Linked DNA regions of Homo sapiens: region 1 is linked to region 2. The links are chromatin loops, found by intact Hi-C in ENCODE. Cell type or tissue: OCI-LY7. All regions are shown on one strand. Links, peaks and the distances in the headings refer to the core of each region. The heading gives the core; the rest is flanking DNA.

Region 1 (8,259 bases), core at 1,794-5,793, 310 kb before region 2:
AAAGGGAGTTTGAAATACCATTAAGATCCTTCCCAATGACTTTTAAACATAATCACTTATCATGTTAAAAACAACAGAAGCTTGGTTATTTAAGCTTGGTTACCTCCTCTAGCTACCACCTTGTCTTCTTTTAGCCTGTTCCTTTTATGTTTTGAGTTTTTTTTAGAGACAAGATCTTTCCCTATTGCCCAGACTGGAATGCAGTGACATGATCATAGCTCACTGTAACCTTAAACTCAAACAATCCTCCTGTCTCAACCTTTTGAGTAGCTAAGACCACAAGTGCACACCACCACACCCTGTGTTTGTTGTTGGTATTTGGTAGAGAAGGGGTTTCACAATGTTGCTCAGGCTGATATCAAACTTCTGGGTTCAAATGTACTTCCTGCCTTTCCTTGGCCTCCTAACGCTGTGGAATTGCCAGCATGAGTCACCACTCCCAACCCTTTTATTTTAATATGTCACATGAACACCTCTATATCTCCAAGATAATATCTATCATTTCTCCCCTAAACTCCTTCAACAGCCTCCTGGCTGGTCTCTCTGCCTCTGTTATGGGTCTCTCAAATCTTTTCCCCACTCAGCCCCAGATTTCTTCTGGAAAGCAATTCAGATTATAGTATCTCCTCATACTTAAAACCTTTTCACCTGTGCATTAAGAACAACATTCTTTAAAGGATCCTGAAGGCCCTGTGTGATCTTTCTACTACCTCTCTCAAGGCTCATTGTCTCTACAATTTGCCTTTAGCTCATTGTGCTTTAATCAGATTTTTTAAATTCAATTTTTAACTTGTATTTAATGTTTCATCCTGCCAGTTTTCCTTTTCCTGATACACCTATTTTCTTTTCATATTTGTCTAATCAACTTTCACTCATTTTTGCATTGCAGTTCAGCACCATCATTTTTTCACAACTTTTTCACTGAGTTCCTTAAATTCCCTCTGTACTCCCACATCACACTGCATGCTTTTCTTCCTAAGAACTTTCATAACAGTTACCATTTCACATATATTTGGGGGATGAGCTAAATAATATCTCTCTTTTTTATTATACTATATATTCTATGCATTCGGAGATTTAATTTGTTCTCAGTATTGTAACCCTAGTGCCAGCACAGTACCTGTTACATACACGGTAATAAGTGTTTTTGAATAAAATGTCTGTTTTTTTTCTGACACTTTTGTTTCTTTTTGAGATGTTTCTCTGATTTTAACTGTAAGAACAAAAGAGCCAGAAATGGCTTTTGATTTTAACTCTAAGAACAAAAGAGCCAAAAATTCTTGTTTTCTTTAAAATATTTCTAGAAAAAATCTTTCTAGAAAAAAGCAAAGTACAGTCTCCGGGTACACAATGGGTTGAAATAATGTGTAAACAATGCCTACATATTTCTAAATTTCTTCCAGATGAGGGATATGAGTTACAAAGCAATTTGAGGCTTTGGCTGGTTGTAAGACTATAAAAATGAAAATTGTCTTCTTTCCTTACAAGTACTTGTTCCTGACTCAAAAGATGCATTTGGGTTAAAGTTCAAGAAGAAATATACATACCAATAAAACCAGGAATTCTGTTTGTTACCAGTAAGAGAAAAAAGGAACAGAAAATAAAATATAAAATACACCTTAGGTGGTAACAGTGGGAAGGGGGAAGAATTCTACCAAGGACTTTTAAATTGGGAGGAAAGAGATGGAGATAAGCCATGTATATACCAGAGCCTGAGACCTTATATGTATCTGAATAGTTCAATAGAATGTTTGATAAATTTTTCTTTTCTTTTTAAAATTTTTGCTGTTATAATGATTATTTAAATTTTTAAGTAATTTTTCAAATTGACATATCAACTGTCATGTGCACCATGATGAAAAGTTTATCTCATAGAAGTAGGGACTACAATGGTGATAACCAGAATCCACGATGGTTACAGGAGAGGGAGGGTTTGGAAAATGATGGTCAAATATATTTACAGTTACACAGGAGGAATATGTTTAAGAGATCTATTATACTACATGGCAACTATAGTCAACAATATATTCTTGAAAAATGGTAAGAATGAGCAATTATTTTTGTTTCTTCAAATTGTAAAATGAAGGACTAGTAGCAGCTAAATTTCAGTTTAGTGCTCATGGCATGCAGTTCCTTAAAACCTCATTGATTTATACACTTGGTTTTTTATAGTTATGATAAATAACTTAAAAATCGAGTCTATCACGAAGGTGATGAATAAAGTCATTTTTCATTTATAATGGAAAGTCTTTCTTGAGGTTATATGGCACGTAGGTAGAAGCTAAACTTACTCAGAGCATGAATGATGGGTAGCTAAAGGGTCCGTTTGTCACAGTTCGTCTACTGCAAACGAGATGACTACAAAGCTTAGGGCCCATCCATTTGTTTACAGAGACAGATTAATTTTTTTCAGCTTTTATTTTCTCTTTGGGAGCTTAGTTTACAAATGAAGGGAGCTGAAGTCTTCTCTAAACACACACAACCATACACACATACACAGCATATGAAAATGTGAAAGTCTTATTAAAAGCACATACATAAAATATGACTATTTCCATGATATCAGGGTCTCTATTTTGCTGGAGCAAATGAAAGACTTCGGAAAGTTTTAAAGACAAGGTAAGAAAAGAGTCATGGACAAAGATTAAGATTCAGCTAGAATGTCAGACCTTTCAAAATTATTTTTTTCAGCTTCAAATCATTTTTTCACATGAATACATCTTCACTAGTGCAAGGTTTCAAGCAGCTGAAACTGGAACAGGCCTCTTCTGTTTACTCTTAGATAGTGCTTTGAATTTTATTAGCATAACTTCTGGGAAATAGTCTAGTGCATTTGGATAGCTAAACACATTTTTTAAAAGAAAGGAAAAAATCTACAATGATTGGCAAAAGAACAACATAAAAATCATCAGAACATTTATATTTTTTTACAAAAGAATATCCTCCAACGAATTAGATCCGAGGAATTCATATTTAAGAGGATCAGTCTAAGAAGCTAACTGACTCATGGATTACAAAAGAATACTTTAAAGAACATATCAGAAAATACAGTTGCTTTGGGCATCAATTGAAATATTAGCAATTATCATAATTGAGTACATTTTCAAATATAAATATAATGTAAAAATGACCTCAGTTGCCATTTATTTGAATTATAATGAGAAATACTTTAAATAACATATTAGAAAAATCATTAACTGGAGATCCATCCACTAAGTGACAATAATAAAAATTGATGAGTGAACGTGAGCAGATTTATATTTGCAATCTCAAAGCTTTCTGTAGTTTCTCAAATAATCTCTGGACTTGCAGAGTTCCTCAATGGAGGCAATGATGGTATTTTCAGGAGAACAATGTTTCCCTTTGGGATTTGCCATATATCACAAGAATTTTGACATTCCTCCTTCCTGGGAAGTAAACACTTCCCTGTCATTAAAACAAAAACATCTCTTACACTTACACACACACACACACACACACACACACACCGCTGCTAAACACCCCCTGGGGGTTGGTAAAGGTAATGCCTAATGCCTACTTCAGAATTGTTGCTTAAATCTAGAGGCAGAGGTATGAGTTTTCAAGCAAACAGTCCACAGTTGACTCTGACTTACTAATTTGCTATATGAAATCTATATACTTTAAACCAAAGAATATATAAAGACAGTATTATGAACCTACACACTTCCACCAAGAGTTTTTAAAAGAAAAATATTTATTAGGATTTTTGTAAGTAAAAAATACATATTTGAGGGAAAGTTGAACTCTACAGTAAATCTTTAGGAAACCAAAAAAAGTTTATTCGCAATATAGTTAATATTTTTCATCTATTTTTTTCTTCAATAGGACTATATCTATGTTAAAATATCTGTAACTTATTTTAAAATACCCCCATAGGAGTATCCTTGTACTTTATTGTAAAATAAGCTTTCTGACTGAGAATATATACAGTATTACAAACTATGTAATATGGACAATTTAAATTATAGCTGTTGATTCACCTATTGATTAGGATTTTACTCAAACATAATAATTTTACATACAATATATTATTTTTAGAAACAGTATTTTAAACTACTTATGAGCATTTTATTTTAAACTTGATATTTTTTAAAGTAGACAATGTACACTTAACTGTTTTTCTGACTCTTAGCTAAATTCAGCATTGGTAAGCTTTCCTCTGTAAGAGCCTAATAGTATACATTTTAGGCTTCACAGGTCAGACGGTCTCTGTTGCAACTGTTCACCTTTGACGGCAGTGTAAAAAGGCCACAGAAAACAGGTAATCAAGTAAGCATGGCTATGTTTAAATAAATCTTTACTTATAAAAACAGGTGGCTTTGGTGCACAAGCTGTAGTTTGCTTAATTCTCATCTAAATTATGTAATAGTAAGAATATCTTCAACAACATAGAGAAACTAAGGAATGCCTGTTTTCTCCTGTTTTTAATTTATTCATAATGTATGAAACTTCTACAGTTTTAAATATGTTTTAGGGATAAACTAGGTCATTAATATTAAGAGATTAACACAGAAATATAGAGGTCTATATCAATGCGTCAATTAAAATTTCAGTAAATGAAAAAAGTAACCATTTCATTTTGGGACTGGAGGTAGTGAATTCCTTATTCAATGGTATGCTAGCCTATTTAATGAAGGAGATAGATTTTAATTAGCTGTTTACATACATGGTAATGATGCCTTGATATTACTTGATTATCAATAAAAGCAGGACTCACACCTGTTCATTTCCACTGAAATGAGTTTTTTTCAGATACTTCATGTTTTATTGACATTTTATTTAACAGAGAAAGATACCGCATCAAGGATTACTTCATGTGATTTCATATGAAGCTCTAGATTACGCTCTAGATGCGCATGCTATTTCAATTTAAGGAATCCTTAGAGGTTAGAGACAGAAGTCACAAAAAGATTCTTTTGTGTGGTTGCTGCACTGAAGTGTTGTGGTTGTATAATGTCACATATGCTTTATATGAACTTCAGGAATGGATTGAGATATTTGGCATAGAAATGCTATGGTCTTAAGTCTAGTTTAAGAAACCATATGCTGTAATATATTCCACTTGACTAATGTTCTAACTTTGGTCCTCTGACCTCCTTTATTAGCATCTCTTAGTGAATTTTTAAAAAGACGTATGTTAGTCTGTATACTAAACCCACAGGATTAAAATCTCTGTGCATAGTGACTATGAGTTTACGCATATCCCATATTCTCCAGGATTTTCTTGTTTTCTTTTGAAAGGAAAAACAAAGCTGTCTTTATTCATGGATTCATGATTATCTACATAACAAATCCCCAAAAAACTACCAAACAAAAATTTTCTGTAACTAATAAGTGAGTTTTGCAAAGTCACAGGACACAAGGTCAATACACAAAAGTCAATTACTTTCTCATATGCCAGCAATGAACAATTAGAATTGTAAGTTTAATAAATAACTTTTACTATAGTATACCCCAAGAAGAAGTACTTAGGAACAAATCTAACAAAATATGTAGAGAATCTGTAGGTAGAGAACCACAAAACAGATGAAAGAACTCATAGATCTAAATAATGGAGAGTGTGAAGAGAGACTATGAAATGGGAAAAAAGTACTGTACTTCTGAACCGTGCATCTAATAAGGGATTAATATCCAATAAATAAGGAACTAAAACAACTCAATAGCAAAATAATAATAATTTATTTAACAATGGGCAAAGAATGTGAATCGATATTTCTGTAAGGAAGACATACAAATGGCTAAGTATATAAAAAAAGTTCAATAACACAATTCATCAGGGAAATGCAAATTAAAGCCACTGTGAGATATCACCTCACACTGCTGTTAGAATGGTTATTATCAAAAAGATGAAAGATAACCAGTGTTGGTATGGATGTGAAGAAATGAGAGCTCATATACTCTTGGTGTAATTTAAGTTAGTACAGCTATTATGGAAAACAGTATGGAGGTTCCTCAAAAAATTAAAAATAGAACCACCATATAAGCCAGCAATCCCACTACTAGATATACCTCCAAAGGAAAAAAAAATCAGTATGTGGAAGAGATATCTGCACTTCCATTTTGGTTACAGCACTATTTACAATAACAAAGATATAGAATCAACTTAAGTGTCCATCAAGAAACAGATAAAGAAGATTTATTATACATGCAGATGGAACACTAGTCTTAAGAAAGAAAAAAATCCAGTCACTTGTGACAACATAGAAAAACCTAGAAGATACTATGTTAGGTGAAATAAGCCAAGCACACAAAGACACATGACAAACCTGAAAAAAGTAGAAGTAATAGAAGCAGAAAGTAGAATAATAGTTACCAGAGGCTGGGGGGAAAACAAGAAAAAAATGAAATATTGAAGAAATATTCTGTGTTCATGGAGTGAAACACTTAATATCATGCAAATCTCTCTAGCAAGTGGTTGTTCCACAGCTGCATTAAGTTCTTCCCTGAAAACACTCCTTCCTTCCCTACCACATGCCCAGGCTGCAGAATTTTCCAAATTTTTATGCTCTGCTTCCATTTTAAATAAAAGTTCCAACTTTAAATCATTTTGTACTCCCATATTTGATCAAAAATTTTTAGAAGAAGCCAGGCCACATACTGCATGCTTTGCAGCTTAGATATTTCTTCTTCTATCAGATATGCTAAATAATCACCCTTAAGTTCAAACTTTCACAAATTGCTAGGGCATGGACCCAATTTAGCCAAGTTCTTTGCTAAGGCAAAACACAAGTGACCTTTGTTTCAGTTCCCAATAACTTTCTCATTTTTATCTGAGTCTTCATCAGCCTTACCTTCACTGTCCATATTTCTATCAGCATTTTGGTCACAAGCGCAAGTCTCTAAGAAGTTCTAAACTTTCTTTCGTCATCCTGTCTTCTTGAGAGCCCTCCAAACTCTTCCAAAGTCGGCCTGTTACCCAGTTCCAAAGGTGCTTCCACATTTTCAGGTTTTTTTTTTTTTTGAGATGGAGTCTTGCTCTGTTGCCAGGCTGGAATGCAGTGGCACGATCTTGGCTCACTGCAACCTCTGCCTCCCAGCTTCAAGTGATTCTCCTGCCTCAGCCTCCCGAGTAGCTGGAACTACAGGCACGTGCCACCACACCCAGCTAACTTTGGTATTTTTAGTAAAGATGAGGTTTCACCATGTTGGCTAGGATGGTCTCTATCTCTTGACCTCATGATCCGCCCACATTGACCTCCCAATTTTCAGGTATCTTTATAGCAATGCCCCACTCCTTGGTGCCAATTTTATGTATTAGTCCATTTTGCATTGTTACAAGGAAATATCTGAGGCTGAGTTACTTTATAAAGAAAAGAGGTTTATTTGTCTGACAGTTCTGCAGGCTGTACAACAATGGCACCAGCATCCACCTAGCTTCTGGAAAGTCTTCAGAAAGCTTACAGTCATAGTGGAGAGCAAAGCAGGTGCCTGTGTATAACACGGCGAGACTGGAAGCAAGAGTGGATTTTCTGATATAACCATCCCAATTATATGTCTCGGACTAGCCTTTAGCAGCCACTGTTTTAGAGAAGCTTAGCATACAATATTTTTAAAGTTCTAATATGTCATTATAATTATAAAACAATTTTCAGAGTTCATTAATGTTTTCTTTAAAACTATTAGACCTTCGATGTTCAACCTCCTGAAATAGTGCTTAAAACCTAGAGGCAACATGTGGGATAAGTTGTCATAACTATGGATGAGATCAAATCTTAAAAAATGCATTGCAAAGATAATCCTCTTTCATTATGCTTTTACAAAAGGATGATGCTACATTAACACAGTAATTTCTGATAAATAAAATATATTAAATATCTAAGAATTAACAGTTGCTGGGGAAATATATAACCAAAGTTTAAAATATGTCAGAATATTTTAATAAATTATTAAAATAAATAAATTCTTAATAAAAAAGACCAGAGAAATCTGACTTCTTTCTTTCTCCGAAGCTAGTGGTGAGTTGATTATATTAGTTAGTTCTCATATTACTATAAATAACTACTTGAGATTGGGTAGTTTACAAAGAAAAGAGGTTTAACTGACTCACAGTTCTGGAGGCTGTATGGGAGGCATGGCTGGGGAGGCCCCAGGAAACTTACAATCATGGCAGAAGGCAAATGGCAAGCAAGCACATCTTTACATGTCAGAGCCAGAGAGCAAGAGCAGGGGGAAGTGCTACACACTCTCAAAAGACTAGATCTTGCGAGAACTCGCTCACCATCATGAAAACAGCAAATA
Region 2 (8,259 bases), core at 2,793-6,792:
AATGTTGAGGGTAAGGCATCTATATTTTAAAAGATTTATCAGTAATTCTGGTAATTTTGTGGTTTTACAATGACTTCTGTTCATAGCCATCTGCTCACAGACAAGGGGCTAGATAAGCTCTATGGATCCAGGATTCCATCATTTATTCCACTATTCCAAGAAATAAAGATCCTTAATTGGGACAATTCTGCTTCTCCCTACTAAGAATTATCTTTAGTGCATGCACATACCTAAAATGGAAAAAAATTGCTTTTGTGTATGCCTGTGACAGATACACAACCATTCTGTATTACAAACTTCTCAGTCGAGTCTGGTAATAACATATAATTAAAATAAATGAGTTCATCTTAAGTTATTAGATCACACCATGATTTTCCTAACCTATAAATTATAAAGATTAGAGAAAACAAATTTGCAAGGGCAAAGTTGAAGCTAAATCCTATCATCATTTCTATCCCTGCCTCAATTTTGTTAGGATTTGATGGCAGAATCTGTGAATCAGATGCATGTTTTCCCTCCCCCACTCCCCAATAGTGAAAAAAGAAAATAGCTTCTAATTTTTGTTTTCCAATCTACCAGCTTGTGCCATTGCTGCTAAATCTCTGGCTTTCTAGGTGCTCTCCTGGTAACCTCTCCATGCTTTAATTTTGAAGGCATTGACCTCTATGAGATTTGAATGTTCTTCCTTGCCTTTCCCAATTACTCCATTTTTCAGTGTGTACAGCAAGCTGTCAGATTTCCTCCTCCACGTGAAAATCTCTTTGGGTTTGCTTGCTTCTATGTGTTCTGAAAAAAAACAACTCAGTTTTGGTCAACTCTGTCTCAGAGTATCTGTTCCACACCATGACAGTTTATAATACTAGAGAATAGCTTTACTGATTTTGAAAAATCCTCTAAATACATAAAAGGCCAGATGTTTCCACACTAAGTTTTATCACTCCCATCTGATGGGGAAGGACCTCATTCATGGCTGTTTCCAGTGAATGGAATTTCCGTCATCTAGTTGGCTAGCATTAAATATTTGTTGAACAAGCAGATAAATTGAGATGATAGTTTGGGTACAATAAATACAAAGAACATATCATTTGTTCTGATTTATAAATTTAGACTCAATTTTTTCAAGCTTAGTAATGTGTATAACTATGACAAAGGCAGTATTGATGTTGATATAAAAAATATGACTGGTCAAAACTCTCTTACTAGAGGAAGATTTGATTGGAAAAAGTGTCTGCAATCTGAGAATAAAGCGTATATTCAGCAAAATTAATATCTAATACATGTAATTTTATCAGAAAATACATTTTAAAATTAGAAGCAATCTCTAGTTGTCAAATCTGTAAACAATTTTTAGAACCCAAAGTAACAAATACATCCAGGTACACAACAAGTCTAGGACTTGTCTCTAAAATTATTACTTACTAAGGCTATAGTCTGTGAAGTGCCAAATCAAATATAATTCCTTTATTCTATGATTTTTTATAAGGAACATTTGAGTACAAATTAATACTTTGAATGCTATAATTCTATTTTTAACAAGCTCTGCAAAACTTTGCATTATTTTGAGAAGCTTTGTACTTGTTTTAAAGTGGCTGCCAGCCATATGCCTTATCTATGTATATGTGTATTTATTTATAAATTCTCAGGAGAATTAACTACAAGTTTTATCAAGTTTATAATATGTTAGTATTGAATTTTTCTCATCTTTCTTGTAGGATTTATCTTTAAAGTTTTATTTCAGAATTTTTTTTCAACTGCAAAAAATACAACAAAAACTTTAAATTTATGTAACATAAATGAACAGAAAATTTGAAAAGGTGAGATATATTAATTTAATAAAGTTGTGAAAGATTCCTTTTTGTGGCCACAATTCTTCTTCTTCTTTATTTTATTTTATTTTATTTTATTTTATTTTATTTTATTTTACTCTATTTTCCTGAGACAGAGTCTTACTCTGTTGCCCAGGCTGGAGTGCAGTGGCCTGATCTTGGCTCACTGCAACCTCCACCTCCCAGATTCAAGTGATTCTCCTGCCACAGCCTCTGAAGTAGCTGAGATTACAGGTGTAAGCCACCACACCAGCCTAATTTTTTATGTGTTTAGTAAAGACAGTGTTTCCCTATGTTGTTCAGGCTGGTCTTGAACTCCAGACCTCAAATGATCCGCCTGCCTTGGCCCCAAAGTGCTGGGATTACAGGCATGAGCCACCATGCCCGGCCTGCTTCATCAGCCTAAATAATAGCAATACAGTCATTGGTAATTGATTTGAAATAATATATATCTAGAATTTTAAAGTAATTCAACTATTTTATAATAATTTTAAATGAAATGTGATACTATAACTTTAAAAATAGGGTTAACTGCATTATTCACTTTGGGTTCAATTTTTCATTTATTGCAAAGATGTTGATTGAATGGCATGTGCCTTTTCTATCTTAAGCACTGGGAAAGCAAAGACGAATCAGATACAGCCCTGCTCACAATGAGCTTTTAATCTAGTAGAGGAGTCTGATATGTAAATCAACAATTCCAATAATAGCTTTATGTAAAAAAAAAAAAAAGTATTAGAAACTCAGAGGTATCAGGGAGGGCATCACAGAGCGCGTGAAGCTTTAATTGTATCTCAAAAAAAAAAAAAATTAGGAGTTTGCAAGTAGATAAGACCAGAACAGCATTCTTGTAAGGAGAAATAGCACGCATGAAATCAAAAGGAATGAAATACCACAGCATGTCTGGGAAACTCAAAGAGGCTTAGTTTTTATGAAAGCCAAGTAGTAGTAAAGGGTGCTGTGGATGTATGTAAATGCTAAACCATAAAGGGTTAGTGCCATATCTCATACCAAAGAATCTCTGCTTTCTTTTCCGAGGGCACTAGGTAGTCATCTGGAGTAATCAAGCAAAGCCAACTCCCTCCCAATAGACATACATTTGATAAAACCCCACTACTGACATTATATATCAGGCTATTGAAACAGTCCTCATGAGAGTCAACCCAATTAGAATAGGAAGAAAAGAATTAAGACTATCTGTTTTTGATGGTAATAACTTTGAAAAACTACTGGATGTATCAGATAAGGAAAGTGAAATACAGGAACAGTTCTAAATATTCTTATTGGAAGCCATGGAGAATTATATCTCAACTAAGGTGGAGACAAGGAAAAAGTTTTGTAAAGCAAAGATAATAACCTCGGTTTTAAATATAGTTTGAATTATATTTGTGATATCTAGATGGTGTTATCCATTCACAGTTTGGTATATATAGGTCCTGATCATAGCAGAAAGTTAAAGAATGGACACACAGACTTATAAATCATTAGTAGCTACATAGATTTTGAAAAAGTAACAGGAATAGAAAAATTGGTGAGACTGAGTGTAACTCAGACTAGAAACCAAGAAAACACATACCAATAAATACTGGAGCATATCATCACAATGTAAAAATTATCAGATTTGCATATTGTTCAGTTATGAACAACATTATAAAAATTCATTTTGTAAAACTGAGGTCAAATGTATACAGAGGGAAATAATGCACCAAACTTAAGTATATGAGCTGATGAGTTTTATTGTATTCATCATCTATCTATATCTCTATATGTGTATAATTATCACTTCAAACAAGATATAGAATATACCCAGCATCCCAAACAGTTCTTTTATGCTCCTTCCTGGACAAAGACCACTTCTTTTCCTCACTCCATAAGAAATTACACATCTAATTTTTCCCACTTTAGATTTGTTTTCTTTTCTTGAACTTTTACAGTTATAGATAATGCATTTTTTTGTCTGATCTCTTTAATTCAGCATAACATTTTTGAGCTTTATGGTTTTGTATATATCAACAGTTAATTCTTTCTCTGCATTTATGTTCATGAGAGACATTGGTCTGTAATTTCATTTTCTTCTAATGTTATTTATCAGGTATTAATTGGTATTAGGGTTATGCTGGCATCATAAAAATAACTAGAAAGGGTTCACTCTTTCCCCACTATTTTCTAAAAATATTTTGTGTAGAACTGGTATTAATTCTTTCTAAAATATATAATGCACTAATAAAAATATTATTATGTAACTAAATAGTAATTGTATTCTAATGAAAATATTAGCCCCATTAAAACACTACTTGACTCAGAATGTATGTTTGTAGTTTTTTAAATATTCTATTACAAATTAATATTTTGATAAAGAGCAAGAAACTTGTCATTTATATCTTGTTCTCTTTCATAGTGTTACAAAAATTATATATATATTTAATAATTCTCAACCCCTTGAATAATTGTGTAAAAGTGAGTATAAATGTCAAAAAAAATCCTGGAAGTAGGAAACACTATTAAAAAGTGTTATATCTTCTCGTATGGAAGCAAAACAACAACAACAACAGAAAAAAAATAAAAACTAATTTTTAAAAAGGAAAAAAGTAATTTACCTATGTTGCTACATTTAGCAGTGCATCAATTCCCACACATTCAGAGTTGTTTCCTTGGAGAAGCTTTGTATTATTAACATTTTCCCCACTAGACCTGCACATACACAACATAAATAGAGCATCAGAAGTTGTCGATCATAAACCTAAATATAGCTCTAGGCTGTCAAGTTTCTGGTTCCCAGGAGTAACAACAACAAAACCTATGTAATGAGGACTTTGCTGTTAAAGTCTTCTCTGGGAAACACTTGTGTTACCTCGTAATTTATCATAAACTCTATTTGATATTCTGCATCTGGTAGTGAGGTATAAGACTGAAACCGCGGCGGGGCGCGGTGGCTCAGGCCCGTAATCCCAGCACTTTGGGTGGCCGAGGAGGGCGGATCACGAGGTCAGGAGATCGACGCCATCCTGGCTAACACGGTGAAACCCCGTCTCTACTAAAAATACAAAAAATTAGCCGGGCGTGGTGGCGGGCGCCTGTAGTCCCAGCTACTCGGGAGGCTGAGGCAGGAGAAGGGCGTGAACCCGGGAGGCGGAGCTTGCAGTGAACGGAGATCGCGCCACTGCACTCCAGCCTGGGCGACAGAGCGAGACTGCGTCTCAAAAAATAAAAAGACTAAAACCGCTTGAACAGGAACAGAAACTCTGAACACATAAAATGCAACTAAATTCACTGCAGTTTTATCCAGAAGTTATTTCATCTTTTAATTTCTACAACTCTAAATCCTTGGGAGTCTGCTCCCCCATTTTGTTTTAACAAACATGCCCTGAATTTTTGTCAATATAAGCTGTTTGGGAAGGAATAGAAAAGAGAAAATATCCATTTATTGCTAGAAATAAGTAGAAAAACAGGAATATAAAATTAAGCCACTATCTTGAGTAAATATAAAAATGAAACAGATGCTTATTAATTAAGTGTGGGCAGGTAGATGACAAGGCACCGAGGCATATTGCACCAGCTGTGAAGAATTTAGACAGCTTTTATCCTACCGGACCATTTATTCATTACGTAACAGACACCTTAAGGAGTAGAAAAGGTGACAAAACAAAATGATATAAAGAGCTAAGAGTTCAGTTTTCTAAACTTTGAACACTACTTGGTTTGGTTTTATCTGCTTTTCTAAGGAATAATCTGGCTTCCATGTTTAAGTTTTATGAATGCTGCAGTTCGTGATTTTTTTTCCACTGGAAACTGTGTGACTACAATATTATTTATGAAATTGTATTGCATACAATATGCCAAGAAGATAGACAGCACTGCTTTAAGTATAGAATCAACTTTTCCAAGGAGTCCATAATAGCAAGGATTTGGAAAGAAGTAAAATATCTAGGCAGAGAAAAACCCATGAAAACACAAATCCACTAATCCATGGTTTATAGCAAATCTATATAACAGTAAATTTTTGAAAATGAAAAATAAAATTTAAATGGCTTCTTATAAGACACTCTGATGACCAATCAATCTCATTTTTTAAATTATACTTCTGCTCAGATTAGTGGCAATCGAATTTCTTCATTTAGAACATTTGATAATGGGCCATTAGGGAAGGGAAGTCCAATCAATTCAAACTTGTTTCCCTCCTCCCAGCCCCCCACTGCCCCTTGCTCCCATGTTCTCGCATAGAACTGGATTCCAGTAACATTGACAGTTGATCCTTAGTCCCTAAGGTTTTTTTTAAGTTGTTATAACTTTTCTACCTGACTTTATTTTTTATACTATATGATTTTCTTTGGATTTTATTGTGCATTGGTACACAGGGCCTTTGATCTCGTATTTTTCAATATTCTACTTATCTCAAAAGGAAAAATAAAAAACAGACAAAAGTCCTTTAAAGACAATGAACAAAAATACATAATGCAGAGATGGAATTAGAACTAAATGAGAAAAAACATTTTCTACATCAAAAAAGGGAAATTTTAAAAAATGATCTACAAGTTTATTCCTTCCATATATGAGAACATTAAAGGCCAGAAATAATGTAAATCTGGTGCTTTTGTTTTGATTAGGACAAATAAGTACAATATTTCTAGAAAACAATGTAACAATCAGTACCAAGAATCAATGTAACATTCAGATCTTCAGTTTATTATATTCTCTTCCTGTAAATTTATACTAAAGAAATAATTTTAAAAGGTGAAAAAGTTTATTTCTGAAAACATGTAGTAAAAAATAAGGAAAACTATTCATTTCTACAAATTAAAAAAATTTCAACTGAATTACCAATTCATGTGACCTTTATGCCAGCTATTAAAATACAATTGTGAAAAATATAAAGTACCATGTGCAACTTACATTATTGAGATTCACCAATTACATTTAAGAGAGTAATACCCATTTGTGAATTCCATCTCTATATATTGCTTCTTAAAGCCATACAGAGGAGAGAAAAAAATGTCAGAGAGCTCAGACAAAAGTGAGAAGATGGAGAGATAATAGTATGAAAACACAATTGAGGCATTTTCATAGGTATCCAGAAAATATGGAAACAATTACCAATTATCCATGGATCAATAACTAAGGTAGCATCTTGTAGACACTGCATTGACCACTTAGAAGACAACACCAATATTTTGTAGCTCTTGGGGTATGGGAAAGAATGCCAAGGAGGGGGGGCTTCTTGCACATTTGTCATCAATTTCCACTAGTTATAAGTCCTCAATAAAGTGACTCATGTCATGATATGAGGATATTTAGAAACTCTCAATGTTAACATGTAATCTGTATATATACATATATATACACACATATGTTTATATATGTATATGTTTATATATATTTCCATATACATAATACAAGAAGTTGTTTGATTTTATATATATAAAATGCTTATATATATTTAAAATGTTTATATATAATGTTTATATATATAAAATCAAAAAACTTCATATATATATATATATATATATATATGTATGTATGTATGTATGTATAATCAAACCACTTCTTACTCTGCTTGAACAGCTGTGATGTTTCTTTCCAGGTTTGCAAGTTCAGAGCTGATGCTAAACAAAGTAAGTCATTCCATAAAATTCACCTATACACAATGGCAAACAGATAAATGAGAAAAAGGGTACACATTTTTGTGTAAATAAATAAATGACAAAATAAACTTGAAAAACACAGTATATGATTTTTAAATTACTGTATGAAACAATTACCTTAATATTTAATATATCTTGGGAAAAAGGGGGAGATTGGTAAAAATAAAAAATGAAAACAGCTGATGCTTTGGGGTAAGCAATTAATTTCTTTATTTCCTTTAGTTTTATTGTAATGCCATCTGTGGACGAAATAGAAGTTCATAGCAACAGAAATAAAAGCCATTGATTTAAGTGCCTGAAGAGCACTTTGAAAGGAAAAAACTAGAATTCTAAAACAAGGAAAAATAATGCATCTTCAAGGGCAAATGCGTCTGAAGACAAATCTATGAAAAATTTCAGGTATGACTTGGGCTAAACTAGTGTTTCAAAGATAATTGTCTAAATTCTGAATATTTAGATGGTCACCTTGCACTAATCTGGGAGCTGTAGTTCTTGAGTAGAGGACCATGGATGAAGCTGTGAGGCATAACATGATCACATCAGCATGTGTCACTCAATAAATGTACTGAATGGTAAATGCCCACCAGATCTTCTGCTGCTCCATCTCTGCCAACAGAGGTGCTCCGGAACACAGCAGAGGAACTCGTTAAAGATACAATGAGCCCTAAATAGAAATTACATAATGTCTTTTGCCCCAACATGGATGGAATTGTGGCTACTACCTTAAGGGAAACAACTCAGGAACTGAAGGTCAAAAACCATATATTCTTACTTAGAAGTGAGAGCTAAACAGT

What was found. A loop is a pair of places that touch in the nucleus more often than their neighbours do. Peaks named below come from ENCODE experiments on the same cell type or tissue, not always from the same donor. Only the 100,000 strongest peaks of a DNase experiment are listed, where the experiment ranks them.
Region 1: a loop joins it to region 2, with 6 times the contacts of the local background. A loop is called at or near these places in 1 of 110 quality-filtered maps.

What each region holds. Positions count from the first base shown.
Region 1 is chr9:9,893,674-9,901,932 of GRCh38, forward strand. The region is part of intron 5 of PTPRD (protein tyrosine phosphatase receptor type D); the gene reads right to left. Among named protein-coding and RNA genes, the nearest start is that of PTPRD, 720 kb to the right of the region's middle. In OCI-LY7, for the core only: no CTCF peak of the experiment used is centred there; no DNase peak of the experiment used is centred there.
Region 2 is chr9:10,203,489-10,211,747 of GRCh38, forward strand. The region is part of intron 3 of PTPRD (protein tyrosine phosphatase receptor type D); the gene reads right to left. Among named protein-coding and RNA genes, the nearest start is that of PTPRD, 410 kb to the right of the region's middle. In OCI-LY7, for the core only: no CTCF peak of the experiment used is centred there; a DNase peak (open chromatin) is centred at 5,077; H3K4me3 peaks cover 1,525 bases; H3K27ac peaks cover 1,161 bases.